Linked DNA regions of Homo sapiens: region 2 is linked to region 1. The links are chromatin loops, found by intact Hi-C in ENCODE. Cell type or tissue: mammary epithelial cell. All regions are shown on one strand. Links, peaks and the distances in the headings refer to the core of each region. The heading gives the core; the rest is flanking DNA.

What was found. A loop is a pair of places that touch in the nucleus more often than their neighbours do. Peaks named below come from ENCODE experiments on the same cell type or tissue, not always from the same donor. Only the 100,000 strongest peaks of a DNase experiment are listed, where the experiment ranks them.
Region 2: it touches region 1 in a loop (7-fold over the local background); 2 of 110 quality-filtered maps call a loop at or near these places.

What each region holds. Positions count from the first base shown.
Region 1 is chr21:38,164,905-38,175,484 of GRCh38, reverse strand. LOC124905020 (a long non-coding RNA gene) reads right to left here. Exons shown (of 3, transcript XR_007067862.1): 2 at 6,217-6,316; 3 at 3,785-4,687. Among named protein-coding and RNA genes, the nearest start is that of DSCR10, 36 kb to the left of the region's middle. RefSeq lists an enhancer at 3,416-3,710. In mammary epithelial cell, for the core only: CTCF peaks have their summits at 3,213 (motif pointing left), 4,582 (motif pointing right) and 5,077; no DNase peak of the experiment used is centred there.
Region 2 is chr21:37,707,836-37,718,415 of GRCh38, reverse strand. It overlaps KCNJ6 (potassium inwardly rectifying channel subfamily J member 6), which reads left to right. Exons shown (of 4, transcript NM_002240.5): 3 at 3,285-4,205. It overlaps KCNJ6-AS1 (KCNJ6 antisense RNA 1), which reads right to left. Exons shown (of 8, transcript NR_183540.1): 3 at 7,973-8,102; 4 at 2,215-4,180; 5 at 1,181-1,295. Among named protein-coding and RNA genes, the nearest start is that of KCNJ6-AS1, 190 kb to the right of the region's middle. RefSeq lists a silencer at 6,034-6,083. In mammary epithelial cell, for the core only: a CTCF peak has its summit at 6,081 (motif pointing left); a DNase peak (open chromatin) is centred at 6,065.

The DNA.
Region 1 (10,580 bases), core at 878-8,877:
ATGTATGATGCACCATTTATTTTTGTTACATTTGTGAATTTTTCCATTAGAGGATACTGGCTGCCTGCACCAATCAGGCATTTTACATGGAACTCTGCCTATTGTTCTGTTTTGTCTGGCAAAATCTTTCCCATAGTTTTATTTTTCTTTCAGCTTATGCTAAAAATCTGTAAGAAGGGACAAAAGCCAAGATGTGCTTGTTATCCCTTGTGAAGAATTTTTTTAATACTAAAACAATCTTTTTATTTAAAAAATTCACAATGGAACCTAATTAAGGTCAAGATTTAATAATCTGCATTTAGTATTTTTTGACACTTCTGAAGTTTGGGAGGATCTGAGTAGAACACATAGAGAAGAAATGTATAAGCAAAACGATCCTAACAGTTTGTTTTAAATAGGTTTTATTATTATTCCAGTATGGTGAGGCCAACAAATCAGACGATGACTGTTACTGACAAGATAGTTTGTTATTCACAGTTCCCAAGAGGAGGGGCTACAAATGGAAGGACCAAAGTTTATAAGGAAGCAGAGTGGGGAAATGGGGAAAGCAGAGGCAGACATCTTTATTGTGGTTTTCATGGGAAGGAACAGGTGAGGCAGGGTAAACAGACTAGGTAGGTGTATGATCTGCTAGATTAAGTAATTTTGATAGGCTCCAGGGTATAGGGGCTGTCTCTAGCTGTCTGGTACCTGGTCCTGAGATGATCAGAGCAGAGGAACATTACCTCCTGGAGTGTAAGAGCCAGAGAGAGAAGGTGGTTCAAAGTAAGGCCTCTGGATTGGTTAGTTTTCATATGAAAAGCATGCTCCAGGGCAAGTCCTTTACAATCTTTGGGATAGTAAAGCCTTGGGAAGGGTGGTTTCCTCCTGTCAACAAGGCCCTAGATGCCAGAGCATCAAGAACAAAGCAAATAAGAAAATACAGTGAATATCCAATTTAGCAACAAAATAAAATGAAGGTGCATTGATTTTCTATTGCCAGATAACAAATTACGTATAGACCTAGTGACTTAAAACAACATAAGTTATTGAGCCAGGGCTGGAAGGTCATCTGAGGCTTAGGGCCCTCTTCCAGCTCTCTGGTTGCTGGCAGAATTCAGTTCCTTCTGATTGTAGCACTGAGGTCCCCATTTTCTTGCTGGCTCCTGGGCTGAGGCTGCTTTCAGCTCTCAGACCACTCTTTGGTTCTAGCTACTGTGGCTGCTTTCTTCTTCCAGGCCAGCAGGAACATGCCTCTCTCTGACTTCTGTCTCAGACTTTAAGACCATAAGAATTCACCTGATTAGATAAGGCCCAACCGGGGCAGTCTCCCTTTACCTTAACTCATCTGTTAAGAGACCTTAATTGCATCTGCAGAAGTCCCTTTTGCCATACATTATAACACAAAGTGAGATCCCATCATATCCACAGCTCTTGCCCCTACTCAAGAGGAAGGGATTATTCAAGGCACAAGTCATCTTAGAATTCTGCCTACCATCGAAGAAAATTATGCCTCCAGAAACCAAATTGAAGAATAGCTGTCTGAAAAGGTTTTTCCTTTCCATCTGGGATGTCTTCTGTATTTAAAGTGGGTTTGTATTGAAAATTTGCATCAAATAACACACGATCTCCCAGCAGAGGGAACAGACACTCCCTTTGAAAGATTGACTAACTCCTATGACTCATCCTTGAGGTCACCTCAGGACCACCAATAGTGCAAATATCCAAGAGGGCTGGTGAGGGTCCCCTGAATAGTGTGCTCAATGGCTTTAGTGCATATGAGCAGCAATACCCTGAGCAACAGCTGAAAGCTTCTCCCATTAAAGGAGTTGGGTACCAAGAGTACACTCAATGGAGTAGACATTAGAGAGTACATGAAAGACAAAGAGGAGACTGAGGGTCTGATTGGGACTGCCCTTTCCCCCTCTCTCCATGGCTCCCAGACATGCATTTTTCAAGTTCCATAAATTACCCACACTCTGGAGCTTTAATGCGTCAGTCCATCTGAGGCTGAGAATAGGCTAAAGATGGTAGAAAAGGAAATATGGAAGAAATGAGGAATGTCCAGTTCATGTTTGCATTTACTGTGTAGAAGATTTAGAATTTTAATTTTTCCCAGCTTTGCTTCCAGTACTCTAGGGCCTCACTGTGAACTAGTATATGCATTCAATGTGTGGAATGTTGTTTTAGGCTGTTTCTGAAATCTGTAAAGAATATTGAGTAAGGTAGAGAAAAGCAATGCTTACTTATTAGACATGTCTGAATGGCTCTTCCCAAATGGCATGGTCCCCCTCACTCTACCCTTGAACCAATCTGAGAGGCCATGTTATAATTAATCTTAAATAATTTGGGAAAATTAGGTCAATCCTGGACCCAATAATTCTTAACAAGAATTCTGTACAGAAATATAGTTATAATTAAGCATTAATCAGGCTGCACTTCGGCCCACTTCCTTGTAACAGAAAGTCAGGTAGGCCTAGACACTGACCATCTGTATCCCTGTTGTTCTTATAGATAGCATCTCTGAGGTTAGAATCACAAGGCTTTTGCTTAAAAATTGCTTAAGATGTGGCCAGGCGCAGTGGCTCACGCCTGTAATCCCAGCACTTTGGGAGGCCGAGGCGGGCTGATCATGAAGTCAGGAGATCGAGACCATCCTGGCTAACACAGTGAAACCCCGTCTCTAGTAAAAATACAAAAAATTAGCTGGGCGTGGTGGTGGGCGCCTGTAGTCCCAGCTACTCGGGAGGCTGAAGCAGGAGAATGGCGTCAACCCGGGAGGTGGAACTTGCAGGGAGCCGAGATCGCACCACTGCACTCTAGCCTGGATGACAGAGTGAGACTCTGTCTCAAAAAAAAAAAAAAAAAATTGCTTAAGATGCTTTTCAGATCCTGAATTCCAGTGGAACAGCTCACACCAACCAGTTAGAAGACCCTCACCTCACAGAGGAACTGAATCAGTATGAGAATACAGCGTCTTCATCTTCTTGTCCAATGCCTTCACCCTGCACTCTTCGATCAACCACTGATCTCCACACTTTGGTCAACTCTAAAACCCTTAAAAACCCTAACCCTAAAACTCCTCGGGGAGACAAATTTGAGGTTTCCTCCCGTCTTATTCAGCGGCTCTGCAATGAACCCTCTTTCTCTGCTGCAACTGGCTGTCTCGGTGTACTGACTTGCTGGCTGCCCATCAGGCAGCGAACCTATTACGGTTACAGCCATTACTGGCATCTAGTGGTGGAGGGTCAGGGATGCTGTTAACATTTCACAGTGCATCCAGTAGCCCCACGACAAAACGTCAATAGTCCTGAGGTTGAAAAACTGTGGACTAAACCAAACCTCAGAGCCTGCTCAGGGTGTGTGACTTTCATTCAGGCCAAACTCATCCCTGTGATGGCAGGTCAAGAATAGACTGAGTCACTAGGAGCTTAGGACACCGCTGCCCCTCCTCATGCCTCTTCCCCAAGGAGTGCAAATGCTCCCTGCTCTCCATAGATGCCGGCCCCGAAGCAAACTCAAGACACTGGGTCGAGAAACACAACCTCCCATAGGGGCAGGACAAAGCTGCCTTCGCCCCTGGCCTGCTGACCTCCAGGGGCTGGTGGGAAGGAAGCAGCATTCCAGAAGCATTAGCTAATTACCGCCCTCTCTAGGACTGCATTCCTTGTCACAGATGCAAAACCTAATAAATCACAGTATATGTTCCTGCTTTTTACTTTCAGGAGAAAAAAAGCAAAAATCCATCAAAGGAACTAACAGAAGGGACTCTGTATACGTCTAGGTTGGTTATGCAGAAGCAGTTTAAGGTGGATAAGCTTGAATCGAATATGCCTTTCTCATGAACAACATTATTTTGTAGATTTATGTAGATTATGTTATGTTAGGTAAGTTCCAGAAAAAAAGAAAATAGTTTATCTTTTGGCGAAGGTGGGGGAGGAGGTTGTGGGTTGTAAAACCAAACATCCTAAGTGTTTCTGGCTATTCATATCTCTGAGTAAGGGAAATACTGCTTGGACTCCTTGCTCTGTGACCTTGGGCATGGTGCAGTGGCTTCCGAGCCTAACCAAACGGGTGCGAAGCCTTATCAGCTGTGTGTCCCTGAGCACCTTTCTTAACTTTTTCATGCCTCAGTTTCCTTATCTGTCAAGTGGAGATAATGCTAGTGCTTATATATAGGGCTGCTGTGAGAATTAAGTGAATAAATATTTATAAGGTGGTTAGAATAGTTCTTGACCTTTAGTTAATGTTGCCTCAATGTTTGTTGATTAATTCTGAAGTCCTTTATCAGCTGTAACACCCTGTGAGTCAATGGTCCTTTTCTGTTGCCTTCGACAATATTATGTAATCAAAATTCTGATCCCAAATGCTGACCTGAGAGAAAATGCCTGATTCGGAATGAGCCAATAGCAGCCCCATTATATTTTCTTTACTTGGCTTTCTGAGCAGCAGTCACATTTAAGGCGTTGCCATCAAAAAGGGTGAAACACAGAGGTGTTTGATTTAGCTGACTTTTGTCAGAAACTTGATTCACTGGACACTGGTTGAGTGGCCTCATTTTGGCTGAGATTTTCATTTGAGGCTTTCTGTGTTTCCACTAGATGGCATATCAGTTTGTTCCATTGTGTTTCTGCTGATTCCTGCTCCTCTTGGGTGTAGATCAATGCTCTTGTTCTGGTTTGGGGGAAGGCTGGTGCTGGAGAAGCTTCTAGAAGGAGCATGGAAACAGCCCCATTTAGCCCCAGGGATACAGAGATGTGGGGAGGTGAGATACAAGGCTCAGCCAGCCTGGAATGGTGCAACAGTCCCCTTTACTCCCCGGCCAGTTAAACCCTGGATTGCACCAAAATGACAGGCTGAGGGTCATCAGCTGTGGTCCTGCTCACTTCCTGATGACAAGAAAAGTGGCCCCAAGGCAATCCTGAGGACACTAAGGCAGTGAGAAGAAAGATAACCTACCCCCACTACATCATGCTTGGCTTGAGGGGACTGCCAGCTGCCAGCCTCCCAACCACACAAAACGAGGATCCAACCCAGCTCCCTTAGAAACAATCAGTGCCTGCCACTTCCTTCCAAGTCTTCTGGTCTCACAGCCTCCTCTGCTGGTGAGAGGCGACAGGAGTTTGTCAAACAGGGTGAATGACATATGTCCAGCATCCACCTGTTGTCTCAGTTATTAATAATGCCTCTTTTACTCTCAAAAGTGGCCCAGTTTGGAGAAGGAAGTGTGTGGTTCATCCTGCACTTAGCATCTTCTGAAATGCTGCAGTGGGGAGGTGGATTCAGTTACCTGGAGTGTGGATGTTGTGGATGTCCCTATGCATGGGAGTGGAAGTGGGCAGAACAGGGCTGCAGCCTGGGGGCTTCTACCAGGTCAGCTGGCAGAATTAGAATCTCTGCTCAGAAAGCCCTCCATGAGCCTGGCTATGGAAGGGCACAATGCCTGATGCCCTTACCTGCCCTTCCCTGCCTAGCGTGAGCCTGTGGGTGCAGCCAGAGGTGGGATGTGCAAGGTAGGCATAGTGGGTGACCTGAGCACTGGTGCTCCAGTGAGTGAGGGGTGGCAGAGCTGAGCACTGTGGGGTGAACAGGAGGTGATGACTTAAATACTACGTGGAATAGAGAAAAGGAAGAAATGGGGAAAGACAGAGAGTTTGCAGCCAACTCACTGACTGGCCTTGGGCAAGTTATTTTTTAGAGTCTTTCTTTCAACATCTGTTAAATGATGGTGTTGATAGATCGTGGCAGTGTTTTGGAGGAAAAGGAAGGATAAGGTGTATATCATGTCTTGTGGATTCTATTTCCCAGAACCTTAGTAGGTGTACTGCACAACAGCCTGCATTAATATTATCATATCATTACTATCATAATACCATTAATTTCATTGCATTGCAGGTACTGTGGCTGAACCTGAGCTCCAGACCTTTGAGATCCTGATGGAATTACAGAGGGTGCTTACATAGGGAGCAGCACAAACCAGCTCATATAAGGTGTAATGAGTTAATCATGTAATATGGAGGATGTTACTAATGTAATATGTAATGTGAATTATTGTGATATGTAGTGTGTATCAGTATAATTTGTAGTGTGTTAGTAATGTAATATGGTTCGTGCTGCAGTAGTTTGCTGTCTACTAGGATGGAGGACTTACATGGATGTCTGGGGCAATCTCCATCCAAATGAGCCATCCAGTTATGAGCATGCAAAGCAAACATTTCCTCCCAAATGTCCACTTACATTTATTGCTTTCATGAGACAGATGAGGCTTCATGGAGTGAAAAGCTTTAAGCACCTTTTATGGATTCACACAGAGCTCTCTGAAGGATGGGCAATGCACCTAGAAACCACAGAGCAGGGGGAACAAATGAAAGAGAGGCCTCAAGACAGAACTCACCTGGAGGGAAAGAAGAGTTGGACAAGCTTCCCCAAGCCCAGCACCCAGGTCTAAGAACTGAAACCAAATGATCTTTTTCCTCACAGCTAGATATAACAGCACATCACCCTTAATTCCAAGTTATCAATGGGTCTTTTAATTAAAGTCTTACCTCTACTCCGCTCTCCTGCTAGACCCAAGCTCCAGAAGGGCAGTGACCCTGTCTTGACCTGCACCTGCACCATCTCCTTCACTCAGCCAGAGCCTGTTACTTGTGGGAACTGATCAGCATTGAGGAATGGCTCGCTGGGCCGTGTGAGTTGTCAAGCACTGACATCGCTTCACCTGTCTCCCTGGTCAGCCATGTAGGCTGTAGTAGAGCAGCTGTGGGGGTGACCCCAAAGGACCAGGACCCCACTGGGTAAGCACAGCACAAAGGGGATGTCTGTGGGCCGTGAAGCAAGCTAGGGTGAAGAACATGGAGAACTTCCCAGGCAGCCAAGGGGCCTGTGCTTGCCTGGGAGGGAGCTGCCCTTGGGGGAACTGTCAGCTCTTTGAGAAACCAGCGTTGTCTAGATCAGCTGCAGGTGACAACTAGGACTGGAGGTGACCAGGAATATTAGAGTTGGGGACTCCAGAAAGAATGAGCTTCCTTCAACCAGGCATCAGGATGTACATATTAATATAATGTGTAATGTGCATTAATGCAATATGTAATGTGTTAATCATATATTCCATATAATTACATTATATGTAATGTGTTATGTAATATCGAGTGCATTATGAATGTAATATATAATGTGTATAAATATAAGATGTAATGTGTTAATCATGTAATATGGAAGGTGTTACTAATGTGATAGGTAGTGTGCATCACTGTGATATGTAGTATGCATTAGTGTAATTTGCAATGTGTTATTAATGTAATTTGTAATGTGCTGTCAATGTAGCATGTAATGTGTATTGATGTAATATTTAATGTGTGTTAATATAAGGTGTATTAATGTCATGTGCTAATAACAGAATAGGTAATGTCTATTAATATATTACATAATGTATATTGCTGTAACATGATGGAGTGTGATATTAACATAATGTGTAATGTAAGCTGGATGTAATTAGAATTAAAATGACTGAGAACTTGGCCTTGGCCAGATGACCTGTCCTGGCCCAGCTTTTTTCTCAAAGGCCAAGTGGAGACAAAAATCACAGGTACAAGGTCTTAGGGAATGACCTGGACTTTCCACAGCCAAAGGGAAAGTCCACAGGAACTAAAGTGGGAGCCATCCCTACTACACACACACACCACTATATTTTCAAGGAACAATAACTTGTAAATCACTTTACTCTATAACTCTTATATGAAAATTACTACTAAAAGCTTTCAAAATAGTGAATACTTTAAAGGCCCTTTCAAAAGAGTAAACCTTTTAGCTGTCTTCTGGGAGCAGAAGGAAGACATAGGTAGCTAGCTAGATAGGTGGATCAACAGAGATAGATTGATTGATTGATTTACTATTTATACATCTGTGTACATTTCTGTGTATGTGTCCGGTGATTTCTTTTCATCGGGGTTTTTTTCAATGTCAGCATTATTGATACTTGAGGGAGGAGAGTTCTATGCTGAGGGGAGCTGCCCTGTACATTAGAGGATGTTTAGCAGCATCTCCAGCCTGGCCTCCACTCACGAGATTCCAGGAGTGCTTCTCCACCTGTGACAATCAACAATGTCTCCAGACAGTGCTAAAGTAGAGGGCCCCTGCCAAATGCAAAATCACCCCCAGCTGAGAACTCTTGCTCTACATTCTAAGGGGGACCACAGCAACATGTTTAGGAGCACAAATCCTGGAGCTCCATGGCCTTGGTTCAAACCCACACATACTAGCCTGTGACCTTGGGCAAGTTAACCTATCTGTGCCCTGATGTCCTCATATGTAAAATGGGGATGATAATAGTATATCCCTCTCCATGCCTTTGCTCTGAGGACTCAACATGTTAAGACGTGTGAAGCCTTTGTTACGGACCCTGACACAAAGTAAGGATTTAGCTCTTGTTCTTCTAAATCCCTAAAGCCACAGAATGGAGAAGCAAGGAAAGAGAATTTCGCATCTATAAACAACCAAGAAGAAAAGTGAGGAGGAGGAAATCTGGACATGTGCTTTGATTCTAAGCCAGCGACCCCTTGTGCCTGGAGAGCTGTAATCTGATGGAGTTCACATGAAACGGCATCTTCTTGAATTAGAACTGGATTTATGAAAACAAAATTATTTCAATAATAAGAGGGTGGTTATCAGTTGATAGATATTCAGTGTTTGGCAAATAGCTAATTTGGGTGATACTGATCCTTCCAAATCATTCTTTATAACTAGTAGCATGAGGTTAATCCCAGCTTTGTCTTTCCCCAGACCCTCCTCCTCCTGCAGGTGCAGGGTCTACTATTTCCCCCTGTTGTTAAGATCCATGGAAAGGAACCAGGCTCCAGGGCAGAAAGTCTTCTCTATTCCACTCTCACTGGAAAATGGAAAAATCCTGATAATGTAGGAGTGTGGTTCAGTTTTAGAATCACAGCTTTTTTTTTCTCTCATTGTTGCACTCTTGTGACCTTACAAGGGTCTATCACAGCATTTGGCGAACTCGGAGTAGCAAGGAAAGTATCCAAAAGCCAATGAGGGTTCCCGGAGGGGCATAGAACATGGGCCTCTGTGAGGTCCAGTCAGTGCCGATGCAATTTAACAGGCTCCAACCCGGTGTGTGTCTGAAGAGGAGAAAGCTGCACTACAGCCGTCTGGCTTCAGGGAGGGTGAGGGGGCAGGGGTGGAACAGATTGCTTTCTAACTTGGAGCTTTTGCTTTCCAGCCAGCCCAAAATTATAACACTCTTGATGATAAGAGCAAGCAGCATGTTCCAGGCTTGGTGTGTGTGCGTGTATGCATTTAAAATAATCCAGGTTCCCCAACCACCCTCTTAATGGTACCACTAAAGTGGTAAGAGGCTTGACTTTTCCTCGAATGTACATTTCCTGGGAAGAATGAGGAACTCTGCAAAGGTCAGTGTCACCATCTGGACTCCAACTGACTTGGCAAGTAAAATAGACAAAGAATGCGGGTCTTTTCTACAATCGATTGCTTTTGGCATGCAGATGAAAATGAATAAGCAGGAGCCAAATTTTATAATGGCTGGTAAATCTGTGGATGATCAACGCTGAAACCTCTGTGACTCCTTTCTTTCCATTTATCACCATTTGTCATATTCTGCTTCCCATGTTTTTGGAACGATGACCAGATGGAAAGCAGACTGCAGCCATCAGGCAGGTGAAAAACAGATGGCCCAGGAGGGAAAGAAACCAGAAAACAGGCAGGCAAGGTGGCCCGGCCTAAGGACCAGCCAGGCCATTTCAGGCGCCAGGGCCCAGGCAGACTCCAGAGACTGTCCCAACACTGTCGGAGCTTGACTTTGTCCCCAGCATCATTATCAATGCTAGGGCACAGGTCGCCTTTATTTATCCAGGGAGAAGTGTGAGACAGCATGATGAGAAAGGCAGGCTTAGAGGTCGAGTGTGCTTCTGAATTCCAGTCTTCTTGGTTGTGGCTGAGTAAAGGTGGATGTGCCTGTTCTAAAACCTTTGAACCATAAGAACAGTAAGTGCTTTATATTCCCATTCATCTGCATTTACTGATTCTCTATGGTTTTTTGCACATTACAAAGAAAGGGAGTCTTCTGTGTCTCCTCTCCTCAGCCACTCACGAATCCCTTAACAATAAGTGTGAAAGTGCACACACAAGCATAACAAGGCTAAAGTTGAATTCGAACTTCACGCTTCTCAGTATCAGAAGTTGATCCCAGAGCTCCTTGGAAGGAGGGGCTACAGCCCAGATGTTCCCAGAGTAAACTTCAGGTACTTGATGAAGTCTTCTGGATAAGATGCCATTATTTATTATCTCCCACCAGGAAGAACCGACTCTGATAAAACCACATTAGGACACTGTCTCTGGGAGGAAATGTTTCTTATTTTTTTAAAAATATTAGTTCTGGGGGTACATGTGTACATTTGTTATATGGATATGATGCTAAGGTTTTGGCTTCAATTGAACCCGTCACCCAAGGAGTAAACATAGTAGTCAATTGGTAGTTTATCAGTCCTTACTCTCCTCCCTCCCTCCCCATGTTTGGAGTCCCCAGTGTCTGCTCTTCCTGTCATTATATCAATGGGTACCCAATGTTTAGCTCT
Region 2 (10,580 bases), core at 1,695-9,694, 460 kb after region 1:
CATTCCCCCTGACCACTCTTCTATCTGCTTATAGGTGTCATATATTTCTTCCCACAACATTAGAGATAAGGCTCAATTTGAAAACAGACACAAAATATATAATGGGTCAAACACAATCATTGCTTTTCTGGTTTCTAGACAGATAGATAGCAGCTCTCCACCCATGACTCAGGATCCAGGCTCCTTCACCTCTTGACTTCATTGTCCCCCACAGAAGGGGCAAAGGCATAAGGAGGGGACACATCCACTGTTTAGGACAATGGCCCAGGAAGACACACTCAACTCCAGATGGGCCAAGACTCAATCACCATGGCCAACCCTCAATGCAAAGAGGATGAGAAATGTGGTCCAGCCCTGGGAGGAACTGGATTTTAGGGGAGTAACAGATATCCCCCCAGACTTTCCAGAGCACTGATCGCTACTCATTCATTAACCTTTCAAAACAGGTTCTTCCAGGTCAGGACAATTGCCTGGAGCTGGGGGTTTGCAGTTTAGTCAGAAAAGGGATAAAGCCTACAAATTGGAGATGGAGGGGAGGCAGGAATAAATTTCCTTTGTAACATTTTTTAAGTATGATATATCACTGAAGACTTGAGAATCAGCTAATTTGACAAACCCTCTTCTCCCACTTAAGGACTCAGAAAGACAAGAGCTTAGGGTGGCTTTGCACAGCTGGGCAGCCTCCCAGCGGTCAAGACGGGATATACACCAGGCCTGCTGGACCCTTCGCAGGGCTCTGCAGACAAGGTCTCCCCAGCCAGGCACAGTTTGAGCCCAGACACCGTTCCATATAAAGTCATATTTAGAGACTTCCACTCAGCACAAAATTAGCAGTGAGAGCTCAGAGTTGTTGACCATTCAAGGACAAGAACACCCTGCCATGTAGGGGGTAGCGGCAGTGAGAAAGCCATGGCCTCTGCCTCCCTCCACACATCCCAACCCACCTCCAGTGAGAAGGACATGGCCTTTGCCTCCATCCATACACCCACCCCATCTCCAGTGAGAAGGACATGGCCCCTGCCTCCCTCCACACACCCACCCTAACTCCAGTGAGAAGGACATGGCCTCTGCCTCCATCCATACACCCACCCCACCTCCAGCCCTCCCAACCTCAACAGCCCCCCATCAACACCTATCCTGGTATTTGTTCTAAGAAAGGGAAAAAAGCAAATTTTCTTACAAATGAATGACTTTTCTTATTTTCAATGAAGGACTACTGAGGGAGATCATCTAAAAGTCAAAGCTGTCAGACTAGAGAGTAGGCTCTGCAGAACAGATGCTGTCTCTTCCTGAGGCTGAAACACAAAAACAGATCCAGGAGATTGATTTTTAAGGCAACTGATCATCCATGAGCAAGGTTAACTCATAAGTTAGGTTGGGGGCACTCAAATCCCATCTCCGGCTATGTTCTTATTCAGATAAATGATGGTTTGTGGAGAGATGACATTTGTCCTTTAACCAAGATTAAAAACAGAGTGTCCATAAAGGAAACACATGGCAGAGTCAAACGACACAGAATTTAAGTCTGGAGGAAGAAATTTCTTACCAAACTTGTAGAAGACTTTAGTATTATTGGCCAAATAAATAATTTCATAAGTGGATTATATGCTTTTAAACAGCAGAAATCGGTTCCAAAATTCCCCTGCACTCAAGTTTTAGGAGAGCTTTCCTAATGCATTATTAACTAATGAGTGAACCAGTGCATTAATCATGAAAGCCATAAGAAACAACATAACTAGACATGGTGCCTCATGCTTGTAATCCCAGCATTTTGGGAGGCCAAGGTGTGAGGATGGCTTGAGACCAGGAGTTCAAGACCAGTCTGAGCAACATAGTGAGACCCCCGTCTCCATGAAAATAAAATAATTGGCCAGGCATAGTGACATAAGCCTGAGCCTCCTGTGCCTACTCAGGAGGCTGAGGTGGGAGGATCACTTGAACCCAGGAGATCAAGGCTGCAGAGAGCTATGATGGTGCCACTATACTCTAGCCTGGGTGGCAGAGCGAGACCCTATCTCTAAAAAAAAAAAAAAAAATTTAAACTTTTTTAAAAGAAAAAAAATAACCACAAGCTAAAATTACAGATGTTGAATGTTGAGGAGGCAGAAACCAAATCAAATATGTAAGCACACAGACAGAGAGAACATTTCCCCACCCTTTTTTACTTACCTTGGCATTGAATCAACCATTAAAGTACAATGCATGCATACTTACCGACAAAAACCAGAAATGTTTTTTAAACCCTGAAATTTGGCCAATAGTTCAAAGAGCTTGTTCAAGACTCTTGCCCTAAACATAAGGAAAGTGACAAGGGAACAATTTATTACAAAAAAATATTGATTGCAAGTCTGTTACATGCAGGCACAGATCACATACATGGTTTTGTTTAACCTTATAACAACACTGTGAGTTGGGTATCATGATCAATTTTGTAAATGAGGAAACTGAGGCTCACGAATTTGGATAGTGTGTTGTAAGTCAGTTCAGGCTGCCATAATAAAATATCACAGAATGGGTGGCTTAAACAATGGACATTTATTTTCTCATCGTTCTGGAGGCTGGAGTTCAAGATCAAGGTGTTGGCAGGGTTAGTTTCTGGGAGCCCTCTCTCCTTGGTTTGCAGATGGCCACCTTCTCCCTGTGTCTCATATGGCTTTTCCTCTGTTTGTGTGCACCCCTGGTGTCTCTCCCTCTTCGCATAAGGATACCAGTCCTATTAGATTGGAGCCCCAACCCTATGGCCTCATATAACCTTTAACTATCTCCTTAAAGGCCTTATCTCCCAATACTGTCACCTTAGGGGTTGGGGCTCAAGCCCCATATGGATTTGGTGAGGACACAATACAGTCCATAACAGATATCATGGCCAAGAGCCCACTAAGAGTTGCTAAGTAGTAGAGCTAAGCCTGTCTGAATCTAAAGAGGACTCCTTCATCAGAGCTTACTGCCTCTCCCATGCCACAGCATCTCAGAGTTGGGAGGCATCCCTCTGTGAGAGCTGACTCAGTAGAACCTGCTGGCAGGGACACAATTTTGCAGCAATAAGCTCCGTCCTGGTGGGCAGGATGGTGAAGTACTTACACAAACTAGATCGAAGAGCACAGAAGTCCAAGTCAACTAGAGGCCTATCCAGATGGTGTGGAATAAAAATGGCTTTGTCTACTTTGTTTATAGCTACACAAATGGTATTTGGTTTCACCAGCCCATACAAAGTGTGCCGTTCCATTGTCCTCAAAGAGCCAGCCTTTCATTCAGTGTTTCTTTTCTTTTCTCCAAACCACCAGCTAACGTCCTGGAGGGCGACTCCATGGATCAGGACGTCGAAAGCCCAGTGGCCATTCACCAGCCAAAGTTGCCTAAGCAGGCCAGGGATGACCTGCCAAGACACATCAGCCGAGATCGGACCAAAAGGAAAATCCAGAGGTACGTGAGGAAAGACGGAAAGTGCAATGTTCATCACGGCAACGTGAGGGAGACCTATCGCTACCTGACCGATATCTTCACCACATTAGTGGACCTGAAGTGGAGATTCAACCTATTGATTTTTGTCATGGTTTACACAGTGACCTGGCTCTTTTTTGGAATGATCTGGTGGTTGATCGCATACATACGGGGAGACATGGACCACATAGAGGACCCCTCCTGGACTCCTTGTGTTACCAACCTCAACGGGTTCGTCTCTGCTTTTTTATTCTCAATAGAGACAGAAACCACCATTGGTTATGGCTACCGGGTCATCACAGATAAATGCCCAGAGGGAATTATTCTTCTCTTAATCCAATCTGTGTTGGGGTCCATTGTCAATGCATTCATGGTGGGATGCATGTTTGTAAAAATCTCTCAACCCAAGAAGAGGGCAGAGACCCTGGTCTTTTCCACCCATGCAGTGATCTCCATGCGGGATGGGAAACTGTGCCTGATGTTCCGGGTAGGGGACCTTAGGAATTCCCACATTGTGGAGGCTTCCATCAGAGCCAAGTTGATCAAATCCAAACAGACCTCGGAGGGGGAGTTCATCCCGTTGAACCAGACGGATATCAACGTAGGGTATTACACGGGGGATGACCGTCTGTTTCTGGTGTCACCGCTGATCATTAGCCATGAAATTAACCAACAGAGTCCTTTCTGGGAGATCTCCAAAGCCCAGCTGCCCAAAGAGGAACTGGAAATTGTGGTCATCCTAGAAGGAATGGTGGAAGCCACAGGTAAGATGTGTTCTATCCTGGGATGGCTGTGGGATAGATGCTCATTTTAAACTGGACCTGATGTTCTTATCTATTACAAGATCTAGAATACTGAACCTCACTCAATATTGACAACATCCCCTTGCTTCATGACATAGTATGCCTACATGTCTCACCTGAAGTATATCCACCAAGAAGCCTAACCATTTAGTTTTTTAAAGCCCTTTGGAAAATAAATTAATGAACAATGAAAAATCACCATGTAATATATTTTAAGTCTCCAAATATTTACCTAAATTAAACTCTGATCTGTCTCTAAAGCATGTTTTAAATGGCCTTAAAACATTGCTAATTTAAATACTTGAGGTTATTTGTTACCAAGTTAGAAGGAGGAAGTTAAGCCTTTCAAAGGAAGCCTGACAAACTGCTTTAATAAAAATGCAATTTCACCCATTCTTTGAGAGTCATTTATAAGGCCTATAGCATTGGTTTTTCTTTTGTATGAAGTGAGTGCCTAGTATCTCTCCACATTCAACCTGCTGAGCTCCCAGTAAGTATAAAGCTGCAGACACAGTAAATAACTCTAGCAGAAAAGAAAAAAGTTGAAGATCCATTCATCTTAATCCCGCCGGCCCTCCTGCTGTTAATGGCTAATCATTGGGATGTTTTAGGGAAGATGATCTGTTCAGGAAATAGAGAAAATGGTCTGTTTTTACTGACGTCTTCGCTCATGTCTGAAATTTGCACGTTACACATCCCAACAGCAAAGCAGGTTCTGCCCATGTTTGTATGTAACATCCCCCAAAACAGAGCCATCAGCTAGGACTCAAGATAACCATAGTGCCTCACGGGGAAAGTATAAACCAGAACCCTAATTCATTAAGGTCTTTATTGTTCTTTGAGGTAGTAATAGTGTCTTTGGGGTCCTTTTTCCTGATACCATCAGCCCTTTTACGCTTTTAAGTCTTCAGCTTGAGATTCAGGTGGTTTATATTGTCTGAAATTGCATGACCAGCAGGCTGGCCCCATGTTCTTCATCAACCTGTGACAAGTAACTTAATCCTGTGATCCCTTTTAGGGAAAAGCCATGGGTCCCATGTTTCTACCTCCCTGTACCCAACAGGCAAGGTCACAACCTCTCACAAATTTCTTTTACGGTGGTGGTGTGAAACTTTTGCTATAGGGTTTTTAAATGCAGCAAACAGTGAAAACGTGAGTAAAGGGCTTTGCATGGAGCTCAATGGTAGGAGCGGTCTCCTTTCCATAGAACAAAAGGCACAGGAACCTAATCGGAAAGTAGCTTTAAAGAATAACAAAAGTCACTGTTGCAAAATAAGACATAAGTGCTCCAGGTGTTAACAGGACTATCTGTACCTTGAGCCTGATTTGGGGGTGCATTTGTGTGGCAATAGTTGGGTGGGGAGGAGGAAGGGAGATAGAAGGGAGAAGTAGAAGGGAAGGCAGGGGAGGAGGAAGGGGAGGAAGGAGAGGAGGAGAAGGGGAGGAAGGAGGGAAGAGAAAGGGAGGAAGGAGAGGAGGAGAAGGGGAGGAAGGAGGGAAGAGAAAGGGAGGAAGGAGAGGAGGAGAAGGGGAGGAGGGAGGGAAGAGGAGGGAGAGAGGAGGAGGGGAGGAGGGAGGGAAGAGAAAGGGAGGAAGAAGAGGAGGAGAAGGGGAGGAGGGAGGGAGGAGGAGGGAGGGAAGAGAAAGGGAGGAAGGAGAGGAGGAGAAGGGGAGGAGGGAGGGAAGAGAAAGGGAGGAGGGAGAGAGGAGGAGGGGAGGCTGGGGAGGAGGGAGGAAAGAGAAATAATTCAAACAGGGAGCTGTCACTTTCCTACAGACCAGAAACTTCCCCAACCTCAGCTGAGCACAGGGACTCTGGATCCCCCTAGCGGCCACAGAGCTACAGCCTCTGACACTATGAACTGACCACTCAGGATGCAGTTTTTCTTTTCCCTTTTCACCATAAATTCCCCCAAGAGGACATGAGAGAGGGCAGTGTCTCCAAGCTCAAGAAGCAAAAACCACTGGAGACGTACCCTCTGGTTACTGATGCTAGTCTGAGCTTTAAATTGTGGGAGTTAAGCTTTGTGTTCCCTCAAACCAGAGCCCAATCTCTGTAAAATAAATGAATCTGGAATAAGCAAATTATCTTTGTGATGTCCCTGAGTCAGAATTCTCCCTGGGGCAGGCCCTGGCTTTCTGATGACAGCTGGTAATGAGTGAGCCTTTCCAAAGGGAGGAATATGGTTTTCTTGGTAATTAACAGTGATACTTGCCTCTGAGCACCCTATGGCCTTTCTACAGCTTTCATAGAGAAATCTGAGTAATTACCAGCAAAATCAATCCAAACGCTCACCCCATCCCTGGGAAAAGGCAACTGCTACTCATTTTCTTTTAAAAAATAGTCTTCTAATTTCTAGACTTGGGGGGGGGGTTCTAGAAAGTTCTGGAGGTGTCTGGAAACTGGAAGTGTCTTGGTCTTTTCCTCAGGGGAATCATACAACTCAGTACCCCCAGCACAGCTGCTCTCTTACGCTTCAGCAGGATACTGTTTCTTTGTGAATGAAAAGCTCAATTAGGATTTATGGGCATTAAACAGGCCCTTAGGGGAGAAAAATGCTTCAATCTCTCAAAACCACAGGAAAAAAAAATGTGGACCAAATGCACACTCGAGGAAAACAAATTCACAGGGATCTAATTATTCATTGTAGTGCTGGACTGGAAATCAGGAGCCGTGATAATAGCAAGCTGACACAAAACAGCTTCCCCTGCGCTCATCACTTCTTTCAACAATGTCGCAGTTGACCTTAACCTGCTGTGCTCAGTGGTCTCCACGAGCAGGCCTCTTCCAGGGAGGAGGGAAGGCCCACATGGCCACCTTCACGCGGTGCCCTCTTCCCTGTTAGGAAGCAGGCATCCTGGGCACAGGATGATCCCAGCGTGGTGTTTTCCGGAGACCGGAGTTGTCCCACAGGAGGCCACCTGGGTCCTTCCGTCTGCTGGGAGCTCAGGCCCGGTGCAGGCGAGTGGTGCTCTGTGGATGCACTGCCTTCCAATGCCAGCCGCATTGCAGGGTCAGGTTCCATTTTTAGAAAACGAAAGTGGGCTCCTTGAAGGCTGGAAGCGAGCCCCCCTTTCATGGCCTTGAAGGGACTGCACAAAAGACAGACCCATGCCCACGCAGAACAGCCCCGAGTCCTTTGTGAATGGCTTTGGCCTGGTCCCGCCTGAAGTCAGGAGGGACATGCCAGGCGACCTTTCAAGAACCTTCCAGTCATGTGGTTCTATTTTTGAAAATGAATCAAACCCTGGAAAATTCTGACACCAGCCACTCAGACATCTAGGAGTTGGCTGTGTCTCATCTGCAGATATATTTTTAAAGGGGGCCGTTTATGTTCCTGACACATGGGCGATTTTGAGATAGTGGTGTTTACAGAAGGTTTCATAGCTACGTAAACAAACGTGCTCAGCAGCTGTGGCCCATGTGTGTTAAAATAGTAAAGCATTCATATAGACTGTTATTTATAGAGGGCAAATGGGCCTCGAGGCAAGATGACAGCCACGCAGCGCTGGGCTTGCTGCCAGTCAGCCCCCACTACGGCCTTGCTGATTGACGAACTTCCACATTTACCCCCAGCGATTATACAACTGCGACAGGCAGCACTTGCCCACTCCTCGGCAAATGTGCTGGCAAGGATGAGTCCCCGTTAAGCCTTTTGGTTATTTTACACTTCTTTTGATGGAACCTATCAGACTTACACAAAAACAGACCCAGTAGTATCACTAACCTCTGTGTCCCCGTCATTCTGCTCCAGTGATTATCAATTCAGGGTCAAACTTGCTTCCTCTGTATCCCCACTCATTGGCTGCCCACCAGAATCACATCATCCTCATCTGCAAATATTTCGGTATGTGCCCCTAAAAGATAAGGATTCTTTTAAAAACATAGCTATCATACCATTATGACACCTAAAATAATGACCAATAAATTAAGATCCAACATCTACCAAGTGTTCAAACTTCCAATCGTCTCTTACATGTCACTGTTTTTTATATTTACAATCAGCTTGTTTGAATCAGGATACAAATAAGGTTAACACATGGTGATTGGTTGAGATATCTTGTAAGCCTCTTAATCTATGACTTCTTCTTCCATCTGTTTTTTTTTCCAATAAGTTTTTCTTAAAGAAGATAACTTCTGAAAGATTTAAATACTGCATAGAACACTGGGGAGAGTGGAGGATGAAACACACCAGAGAACACTTTATAGACAAGGAGGCAAGGCCAATTAATCGGAAGTTGCCATCTGGGAGTTAACAAGGAGGACAGCCAGTGTTCACTGGAAATAGGTGAAGGCAACCCATCACCCATCCTTCACCACAGAAAAGCTCAGTTCTGTCACTAGTATAGTTATTCCCAGGCAGAGAATTTTAGTCACATAAATCACACCACAGATCATAAAATTTTTGAGTTGGAGGGAATCTTTGCCCATTTCACAGATGAAGAAATGGAACCTCAACAAGACCCGTGACTTGGCTAAGGTCAAATAGCCACTAGCAGGGCAGGACCTTGAAAGCCACAGCCACCAATGGTGTTGTCGGGCACTCTGTGTTCAGTGCCCTTTGCACCATGAGTGCTGCTGATTCATGATGATTCGGCAGAGAAATGCACCCAGAAAAGACACCTGATATTTCTTTTCTTTTCTTTTCTTTTTTTTGAGACAGGGTTTTGCTCTCGTTGCCCAGGCTGGAGTGCAGTGGCGTGATCTTGGCTCACTGCAACCTCCGCCTCCTGGGTTCAAACGATTCTCCTGCCTCAGCCTCCTGAGTAGCTGGGATTACAGGCATGCACCACCACCGCGCCCGGCTAATTTTGTAATTTTAGTAGAGATGGGGTTTCTCCGTGTTGGTCAGGCTGGTCTGGAACTCCCCACCTCAGGTGATCCACCCACCTTGGCCTCCCAAAGTGCTGGGATTACAGGTGTGAGCCACCGCGCCCAGTCAACAACTGATATTTCATGTGCAGATGACTGGTATTAATGTGCCCTCAATTCTTTTCTCTCACCATTAGTTCTTCCTTTCCTTTAAGGTTCTTCTGTTTCCAAATGTTATCAATTCATTTTTAAATTACGTAGACATTGACATGAATTTTAAACAACCATGTATCAGAATGAGATGTACCACAAAACAATTCTGAAATCAAAATTAAATAAGCATTGTCTACAAAAATACCCCTGGAAGAACATGATGTTCTGTCAGGTCTGATTTCCAGGCACATTTTTCTTTACTGTAATCAAAAATGCCAATCTACCCTAGCAGGGGAGAATATGAGATTGCAGCCTTTGAAAAGATAAGACTGCTGAGGGTAAGCATCACCATGCTCTTAAACTGTTTCTAGTAATGATATTTCATAGCTGCTACATTTTTCAAATCTTATTTTTCTCCTTTTGATAATTTACTGCTGATCCCTCCATTGCCAAGCCATTATCTCCAATTTTACCATTTTTTATCTTAAGAGTTATAACCCCAACCACCCAGCCTGGGAAAAGAGTTAATTGGTGAGCTCTGAAATGCTAAGAACTTGGGTAAAACTCTTCATAGAGGCATCTTCCTGGAGGAATCTCTATAAGGAGTGATTTTTTTCAATTTAAAGACATATGGAATATGTTTTTCCTAGGTCAAAATCTGCCACCCGTAAATCAAGAAATCCAGCTCTCCTTTCTTTTTGAGCATTAAGTGTAGCTCATTTATTCAGGGCTTCCTTCCAATATGTCTATCTCATTATAATATATCCCAGTAGTATCATTGGCTGGCTGGGTAAAAACTGGTGACAACTGCTCCCCAAATATGGTAAACTCTCTATAATCCTCCACAGCTTGGGGACACTGTGTTCTGGTTCATCAGATGTCTTAACAATTGGATTTTGGATGCTATGGTGCACACATAGAGTCTTAACTTTTCTACCACTCCTTCCAAAAGGCAGGCTACTGTAAGAAACCTAGCATTATAACTCCACTAAACATTTCCCATACTTTAGAAGACAAGGAGTCAAGGTCACCATATATTACTGTGATTGAAAAAGGCAAAAATTGTTCATTGTTCACCAATACCAGAAAATCCATTGTTCTTCCTTCTCCAAATGGGCCATAAGAAGCCACTAAATTAGATGCTCAATAGAAGTGAGTGATGATCTCTCAGTATATACAATGTGGAATTCAAAGCCATTGGACAAAATTGGACTAGCATCTAAATTTAGCTCAGACCCAAACTCTAAAGTCAATACTCATCTTCCAAAGGAACAGCATCATCCAAATTAGGAGATGAACGTCAAATCGTGTGAAGTCTCTAATTAGCATATCCTTAAACAAATAGAGTTTTATTATTTCCTAGGGCATTC